Regions from separate parts of the Homo sapiens genome. Here region 2 is linked to region 1. Evidence: read pairs that join two places in POLR2A ChIA-PET (ENCODE). Cell type or tissue: HepG2. All regions are shown on one strand. Links, peaks and the distances in the headings refer to the core of each region. The heading gives the core; the rest is flanking DNA.

Region 1 (4,395 bases), core at 180-4,179:
TAAGTCCGTGTGAGCAGCCAGGCCCAGGCCCCAGCAGTTCTGTGAGCATGACTCATCAATCAGGCCATTAGCCACCACAGAATGGGCCATTTTCACCTGGTATTCTCCTTGGAGAGCAAATAACGATTCCTTCAAGCTAAAAACCTCCCCAAGAGGCTAGACAGGCACCATCCCAGGCCTGAGAAAAGGGAGGGGGGCAGTGACTGAAATCCTGCACAGAAATTCGTGAGATTAGTCAGCCAAGAGACTCCGAAGCCCAGACACCCTTCCCCCAGAAATCGTGAATGAAATGCATTCCTGAAAGTAATATGCAAATAACTCAGACATGTAAATCACATAGAATTACGAATAAAGTGCTCCACAGCCAGGGTAAAAACAAAACCAAAGACACTTAGGTCACTGTGGTATCACAGCTCTTGTTACCTGAGGTTTTCTCTGTTTATTCTAAGAATATCTCCAAAATACCCAAAGAATTTGTTCCACCGGGATTAAATAATGACTAATCTTATTAGGTAACTGTTTCCTAAGCATCTTTTATTTTTATTTCACACCAAAAATAATTTCTGAAGCAGCACTCAAAGGTTTTAATCAATTTTCTCCTGAAACGGTCAAGGAGAGAGACTAAAATAACGTGTTGTTTTTGTAACTAAAGATGATAATTGCATACATTCTCAAAGTGCCCTTCACTGACTTGTTAAGCTTTTAAACGCTGCCTATTTACGCTGATCAATTCCTCCCATTCTCCCCACAATGATTATTCTAGTTACAAAGAAATAGAGGACCAGACCTGTGTACCACTCAGCAGAGAACAAAGGGCTAGGGACTCCAACCTCAGACTGCAGAATCTGGTATCTGATCACATAGAAACACAAATAGATTTTTTAATGTCTTATAATTAAACCTGTTACTCACACAGCCCCGTGAAAGGGCTGTGACCTGGGGCAGTGGGCCACTTTCTGATGATCTGGTGTGTGGGATTTGGGACTCATCAAATTTGGATACAGGGCTTTCTAAACACCATGCCCCTTTCGGGATAGGGGAGGGCATTTCTAAGGAACTCCCAGGGACTGAGGAAGGGAGGGGCCCAGTCAGGCAGCTCTGAGCTCTGGAAAAGGTCCTACAGGGTGAACTCCCATCCACCGCCCTTCTCTGGCTGCCTGGAAGGCTCACTCCTTTGCACCGAGGGAAACACTTGTGATTAAAGCCATGGCTGGGAAGCCAGGTGGGTCCTTGAAGGAAACCTCTATTACCTCAGGCCAAATGTTGCCCACCCTCTAATTCAAAAAGGGGGTTAAGGCAGGCCGGAGGAAGACCCCTGCATAAGCACTGCCCTCAATGCCAGTTTTTCCTTGGGCAGCCCTAATACTAACCTGCCCTATTTAGTAACCATGGAAACAGGAGCTGCCTGCCAGCCATATTCAGCAGACACATGCTTCCTGTTGGCAGCAGCCCCTCAGCTGAGAAGGGCCAAGAGAGTGAGTGCAGAGTCCTTTTCCCAAAGCACCACGGTCCCTGCTAGAAGATCAGGCTCCCAGTGAGGTAGGCCCTCTCTCCAACAGGGCATGGAGGGAGATGGCAGGAGAAAGATATGCCTGCTAGGTACCTGCTTTTCACTGTTTCAGCACATCTGGAACGTAATACTGCCCATAGCCCCAAACCCTCCCCAAAGCAGCCCAGAATCAGGGCATCAAGCCTTACACTGAGGCACTCTTGGGCTTTGTCAAGCGGCCCCATGGACAGTGACTCTGCCCATGGCTAGAGGACAGTGACTCACCCCAGGCTTCAAGGCCTGGCTTGTTCCTGCCCAAAGGGACATCGGTCAGGGGTGAACACCAGTAATCGTGATCAGAACAGCTCAAAACATCTTGTGGCAACTACTAAGACCCTTTATCCTACTCCCTCTCCCCTAAAGATCAATGCTTTCTGGCTTTTTGCTTCCCCTAAACCCAGGTGATCTGGCTCTTGCTGAACAAAGACAGCTTTAATGAGCCAGGGCATGAGGCTGATGCAACCAGCTCCATCTTTCCTGGTGCCCTGGGAAGTAGGCAATGATTAGCCTGGACCTTGCCCCACTCAGCACCAGCCTGGCGTCACGGTGAGGACAGCCTCTGCAGACTCGGCTCTGTGGAGAGCAGTGTGGCAGGTGCCTGGGAAGCCCTAGGCAGATAAAGGGGCAAGTTGATCCGCAGCCTTGCTTCTCAAGACTTCCCCAGCACCCACCCTATCTCTGCCTGATTCTGAACAAATAAGCCAGCAGCTCACACACCTTCCCACAAAGAGCCAGAGGGCCTGAGGGAGGAGAGCTGGGAAACCAGGGAGGACAGGAGGAAAGGACTTTGTGCAAAAGGTCAGCTCCTCTTCCAGCCAGGCTCAGTAGCTACAGAAGCTGCCAAAGACAGTTCTACACATTTCCCTATATGCAAATCTGATTGATTTCTTGCTCCGAAAGGGAATGCAAACAAGACTTAGTGGGAGGAGGGCAGGCAACAATGCCTGCGCCCTCTGGCCCCCTTTGTGTATTGCTGTGGACAAGACGTTCGCCTGCCCTGGTGAACACAGACAGTACATTTAGGAGTGCGTGCTGTACATATCCTGGTCTAACAGTTTCCCCAGATTCCTCAAGGGGATGAAAGAGTATGGCTGTTAAATGGTCTCTATCCGGAAGCAATATTGATCTGCCTAGCACATAAACAAAGAGACTAAAGTACAGTCTTCACAGCAGATTTCTCTCTGCTGGGCCTTCTGTCTTCCCTTACCAATTTCTGTTTCTCTAACTAGCTATTAAAATTGTATAACTGAGTAATGCGAAGCAAAATTAGGCACTGTGCCCTGTTTTGCTTTCTTACGCTATCACACACAATTCTGCCCCATTCACCTCTCTACCACTACCACCTAGTTCCTGGTGTCACCCCAGAAATCTTATATTACACAAGCTCAATTTTCTGTTTTTAGCGTTCAGGCAAAAAGAAAGAAAAGAAAAAGAAAGAATACATACAGGACATAATCCCAAGCTCTCAAATGGCAGACTCACTATCTGATGATCTTGGCCTTCTCTGAGATTCTATGAAAGTCATGGGCCCTCCTTCTAGAGCAAAAGACACATACTTGCAATGCTTTACAATTAGAACTTGTCCAATCCGCTTTACTATGTTGTTCCGTTTTGCTCTGTTTTAGGCATTTACCAGCCTGAAGCCGTGGGTTTTTTTTTTTTTTGTTTTTTTTTTTTTAATCTGAGACGGAATCTCGCTCTGTCGCCAGGCTGGAGTGCAGTGGCGCGATCTTGGCTCACTGCAACCTCTGCCTCCCAGGTTCGAGCAATTCTCCTGCCTCAGCCTCCCGAGTAGCTGGGACTACAGGCACATGCCACCACGCCAATTTTTTTTTTTTTTTTTTTTGTATTTTAGTAGACACTTGGTTTCACCATGTTGGCCAGGATGGGCTCGATCTCCTGACCTCGTGATCCGCCCACCTCGGCCTCCCAAAGTGCTGGGATTACAGGCGTGAGCCACTGTGCCCAGCCAAAGCCATGGTTTTTAGTTTCTGTCTCTAGTGATAAGTGGAAAAGAGGGATGAGGAAGGGGCTTTACTGGCCCAACCAGAAACAGAAACTAAGAACCCATTCTCCCTCTTGGACACCTCTGCTTCAGGGGATTCTTGTATCCACTAGAAGCCCATCCATATACCCCTTGGAGTCTTATCCATCCAAGATGATTCACCACCTACTTCCCAAGATTCCTTTTCTTCTACACTTACTATGCAAGCAATTACACCTGGAGCAATCACTTACTTCTCCTGCCATCTCAGCTCCTGGGTTTTCTTTGCTGTACACTTTTCTCTTTCCCTTTCCATCCACTTTTGGTAGGCATGAGCTATGTAAGCAACTAATAGGCAACGACCACAAAGCCCTTCAGAGGTCCCTCCCATGCAGAGTGCTGCAGAAATGGGCAGACGGGCATCTGCGAGGCCCTCTGGAGGCCTTACCAGCCAGGAACAGCTGCCTCTCTCCCACCTCCACTGCGCCAGTTCTCTGTCTCACAAGCACCTCTGCAAAATGGCATCTTCCAAAACTGAGCTGTGAGACAGACACCTGCTTGTCTTCAAAATGGCTCTGTAACACACCCTGGAGGTAGGAGGCTAGAGAGCGAGCCAGGATGGGTTCTGGTCTTCACCACTAGCTAGCTGGGTGACTTTGGGGAATTAATTAACTTCTCTGAGCCTTAGTTTCCTCCCCAGACTTACCAAGTTATTGTAAGCATCAAGTGAGATATCACATGGAGGGCCTGGCACCCAACACATAGTAGGCACTCTACAAACATGAGCTTCCTTCCCCCTTCGAAAGAAGGGACAACAAACCCCATCTTCCCCACTGTACTCGCAGGGCACACGCCCACCCAC
Region 2 (4,395 bases), core at 193-4,192, 340 kb before region 1:
GGTTTTTAGTTAAGGCACAGTAAGATATTGGATATTTAAGAACAGGGAAGGTATGTGAAATGGTTACTTACTTTGGAGAGTAGGAAAGCATAAACAGACTAGCAAAGTCTAGTAGAATTGCCAGCCAGATAGTTCTGTCATGTGGAACAACCGTGCAAGATACAGGACATCTGGCATCATTTGTTTCTGCCTGTTGTATATCAGCAGCAGCATGTCCCTTTCTCCCCTATCACAATGACAAACAAAAAGTACCATCACAAATTTCTAGAATGTTCTGTAGAGGATGGTACTGCACCCTTTAAGAACCTCTGCTCTACTCCAGTGACCCTTGCAGTCATAGATATGCAAGACTCTCTTTTTGGTAAAAATCGCACCTAATTTATGCAGGATAAATTTGATAAGTACAGTGACAGACTGTGATCATAACAATACATAGCCTTTACTGTATGTCAAGCAAATCCTTTACATAAATTAACTCATTTAATCCTTATAACAACCCCCTGATAGGTACTATTATCTGAATAGTACCAAATAATAGTACCTAATAGTTCTACTGTAGTGGGTACTATTATTATCCTTATGATATGAGGAAACTGAGTCCCTGCTCTTAACCACTATATATAATCTTTACATAATTGTATTGGTATTTTCTTCAGTATGTCTAATTACATAGTTTGGTCTTGCAGTTGCTTAGCCAATTAAGGATTAAGAGTAGGAGTTAGCCAGGCGCGGTGGCTCACGCCTGTAATCCCAGCACTTTGGGAGGCTGAGGCAGGTGGATCACGAGGTCAGGAGTTCAAGACCAGCCTGGCCAAGAGGGCAAAACCCCATCTCTACTAAAAACACAAAAATTAGCTGGGCATGGTGGTGCGCACCTGTAATCCCAGCTGCTCAGGAGGCTGAGGTGGAGAATTGCTTGAACCCGGGAGGCAGAGGTTGCAGTGAGCCGAGACTGCGCCACAGCACTCCAGCCTGGGTGACAGAGCGAGACTCCATCTCTAAATAAATAAATAAATAGTAGGAGTTAAAAGTTACTACATAACAGATAGAATAATTTCTTACTCTGTAGGTTTTTGCAATATATATTTGAATTTTTCAAGTCATTTCACCTATTCAATTATCATTGAAGATCAATGCCAAATTAAAATATTCAAAATACTGGCCGGGCAAGGTGCCTCACACCTTTAATCCCAACACTTTGGGAGGCCAAGCAGGAGGATTACTTGAGACTAGGATTTCAAGGACAGCCTGGGCAACATAGCAAGACCCGATCTCTACAGAAAAATAAAATGAAAAACTAGCTGGGCATGGTGGCGCACATCTGTAGTCCTAGCTACTTGGAAGCTGAGGTGGGAGGATTGCTTGAGCCCAGTTCGAGGCTGCAGTGAGCTATTATCATGCAATGCAGCAAGAACCCATCTCTAAACAAAACAAACAAACGTAGCCTATTGTTAAACTTAAAGATTGGATTCTTAAAATCCTATCAAAGTTATATTCTGTATAAACATAGTTTTCTTGATTGTCAATGATACTCTACTGAGTTTTAAATGCATTGACCACTGTCAATACTCATAACTTTAAGCTCACATGGAACTCCTACAGCGCATGAGCCTCAGTTGCATTACCTGTGGTAGTGACCACCTCATAGTCATTTATATGTATGTTGCATTAATAAATATATACTACTCTGTAAAATTTAATGAAAGAGATGTATTTTTATTTTTTTGAGGCAGAGTCTTGTGCTGTCACCCAGGCTGGAGTGTAGTGGCACGAGAGCTCACTGCAACCTCCGCTTCCCAGGTTCAAGCAATTCTCATACCTCAGCCCCCTAAGTAGCTGGGATTACAGGCGTGTGTCACCATGCCTGGCTAATTTTTGCATTTTTTAGTAGAGATGGGGTTTCACCATGTTGGCCAAGCTGGTCTCAAACTCCTGGCCCCAAGTGATCTACCCACCTTGGCCTCCCAAAGTGCTGAGATGACAGGCGTGAGCCACCGCACCTGGCCTGAAAGAGACATTTTAAATTGGGATGTAGAGCCATGATCTGTAGCCTAGTTCAGGTCCTCGGCTTATTTCACCTGCCACTTAAGTATGACATTGCATTGGTCTCCTATTTAAAAGCAGGATTTTAAAACTCTTTTAAACCAAATAAATTATTATTTAAATAAAGAAATCCAGTATGTCAAATAGATTCAAAGGTAGTTTATCTGATTGGGGGTAGGATATGTCTGACCTTTACCCAGTTACTTAAATCTACTCATGGCTGCTCATGCAAAAGCTCCAGAGCAGCCCTGGATTAATCATTAAGGAAAATAAGCAGGAGCATAGGGGACTAAGGGGAATGCCACAGAGTTGTTTGCCCTAGCTATCATCCTCTTAATTCGTTCACTGCCACACTTGACTTTAGTAGAATTTTTAGTAACTGTCTTTATCTGCCAGTTCAAATTTAATCTGCACTATTAAAAAATCATTTTCTTTGGTATGATGAGTGACAAAAGTTTAAAAGTTTGATTTGAAAGTGTCATCAGGTATTACATTTGTTTCTTTACACATGGTGTGAGTTTCAAAACCAGCTACCTGGGTCTGGATAGCATTTGACTCATCAGCTGATTCGTCTAAAGGACTCTTAAGCAATTTTTTAAAGCAGTGGTAGGGCCAGGAGGCGCCATTGTTGGGCTGTGCAGAGGGTATCAGCTGGCCTAAATCCAGCTCTGCTTCAGAAAAGTGCAGTTTTAAAGTCCACTGGTACAATGAAAAGAATGTGGAAACCGATACATGAGAAGTGTTTAATAAGTGTTAGCTCCCTTGTGTTGCAGCCCAAATACTATTTTCCTAATGGTTAAGTACGTTGGCACTTCCATTGAGAGTAAAGCCTCTTAACACTGAAGTATTCTGCTTTCAGACTAACAAAAGCTTCAGAACTCAAAAAATTACACCTGTACACAATTTAGAACACAATATCAGCAAGTTCAGAGACTTCATATTAACTCCTATTCTAATCCTGTTTTGGATTAGAGCAGTGGAAGTGTTGTGAATACTGATTAATTAGCTAATTCACCATTTATTAGGAATTTATAAAAAGTTATTACTTCTATTTCTCTTATTTGTAAGTAGTTTTCAAGATATGGTACATATATCATGCAGTAAGATGAAAAATAAGAAATTAGGAAATTAGCTATAGGGAAAACAAAGATGAAAAAAAAATGTTAAACCAGGAGTACAGGTAATACCTAGAGACATGATAATATTTTCAAATTCACACCCTCAGTAAAGATGAAGGTATGACAAGAAAATTTGGCCCATATTTTTTTAAATCCCCTGGGCCTTTTTCCTCTATTTTTCTACTTTATGTTAAACTGCTTTTATATGCAAATAATTGTGTAGGGGTGGGTTGCCCCTACACACCTGTGGGTGTTTCTCGTAAGGTGGGACAAGAGATTTGGAAAAGAAAAAGACACAGAGACAAAGTATAGAGAAAGAAATAAGGGGACCCGGGGAACCAGGGTTCAGCATATGGAGGATCCCGCCAGCCTCTGAGTTCCCTTAGTATTTATTGATCATCTGTGGGTGTTTCTCAAAGAGGGGGATGTGTCAGGGTCACAAGACAATTGTGGGGAGAGGGTCAGCAGACAAACACGTGAACAAAGGTCTTTGCATCATAGACAATGTAAAGGATTAAGTGCTGTGCTTTTAGATATGCATACACATAAACATCTCAATGCTTTACAAAGCAGTATTGCTGCCCGCAGGTCCCACCTCCAGCCCTAAGGCGGTTTTTCCCTATCTCAGTAGATGGAGCATACAATCGGGTTTTATACCGAGACATTCCATTGCCCAGGGACAGGCAGGAGACAGATGCCTTCCTCTTGTCTCAACTGCAAGAGGCATTCCTTCCTCTTTTACTAATCCTCCTCAGCACAGACCCTTTACGGGTGTCGGGCTGGGGGACGGTCAGGTCTTTCCCTTCCCACGAGGCCATATTTCAGACTATCACATGGGGAGAAACCTTGGACAATACCTGGCTTTCCTAGGCAGAGGTCCCTGCGGCCTTCCGCAGTTTTTGTGTCCCTGGGTACTTGAGATTAGGGAGTGGTGATGACTCTTAAGGAGCATGCTGCCCTCAAGCATCTGTTTAACAAAGCACATCTTGCACCTCCCTCAATCCATTTAACTCTGAGTTGACACAGCACACGTTTCAGAGAGCACGGGGTTGGGGGTAAGGTTATAGATTAACAGAATCTCAAGGCAGAAGAATTTTTCTTAGTACATAACAAAATGGAGTCTCCTATGTCTACTTCTTTCTACACAGACACAGTAACAATCTGATCTCTCTTGCTTTTCCCCACATAATTGTCTTTTGTCTCTGTCTGCTCTTTTTTTCTTCTTTTAATCTTC

Evidence for each region. ChIA-PET counts read pairs that join two places held together with the same protein. Peaks named below come from ENCODE experiments on the same cell type or tissue, not always from the same donor. Only the 100,000 strongest peaks of a DNase experiment are listed, where the experiment ranks them.
Region 2: POLR2A ChIA-PET joins it to region 1 with 7 read pairs; 2 of 35 experiments call an interaction of 5 or more read pairs at or near these places.

The regions. Positions count from the first base shown.
Region 1 is chr1:93,615,726-93,620,120 of GRCh38, forward strand. The region is part of intron 3 of BCAR3 (BCAR3 adaptor protein, NSP family member); the gene reads right to left. Among named protein-coding and RNA genes, the nearest start is that of BCAR3-AS1, 26 kb to the left of the region's middle. RefSeq lists enhancers at 1-381, 1,689-2,341. In HepG2, for the core only: a CTCF peak has its summit at 3,954 (motif pointing left); DNase peaks (open chromatin) are centred at 1,466, 2,026 and 2,606; H3K4me3 peaks cover 495 bases.
Region 2 is chr1:93,273,403-93,277,797 of GRCh38, forward strand. The region is part of intron 28 of CCDC18 (coiled-coil domain containing 18); the gene reads left to right. Among named protein-coding and RNA genes, the nearest start is that of CCDC18-AS1, 70 kb to the right of the region's middle. RefSeq lists an enhancer at 3,346-4,313. In HepG2, for the core only: no CTCF peak of the experiment used is centred there; DNase peaks (open chromatin) are centred at 2,299 and 2,689; H3K4me3 peaks cover 1,167 bases.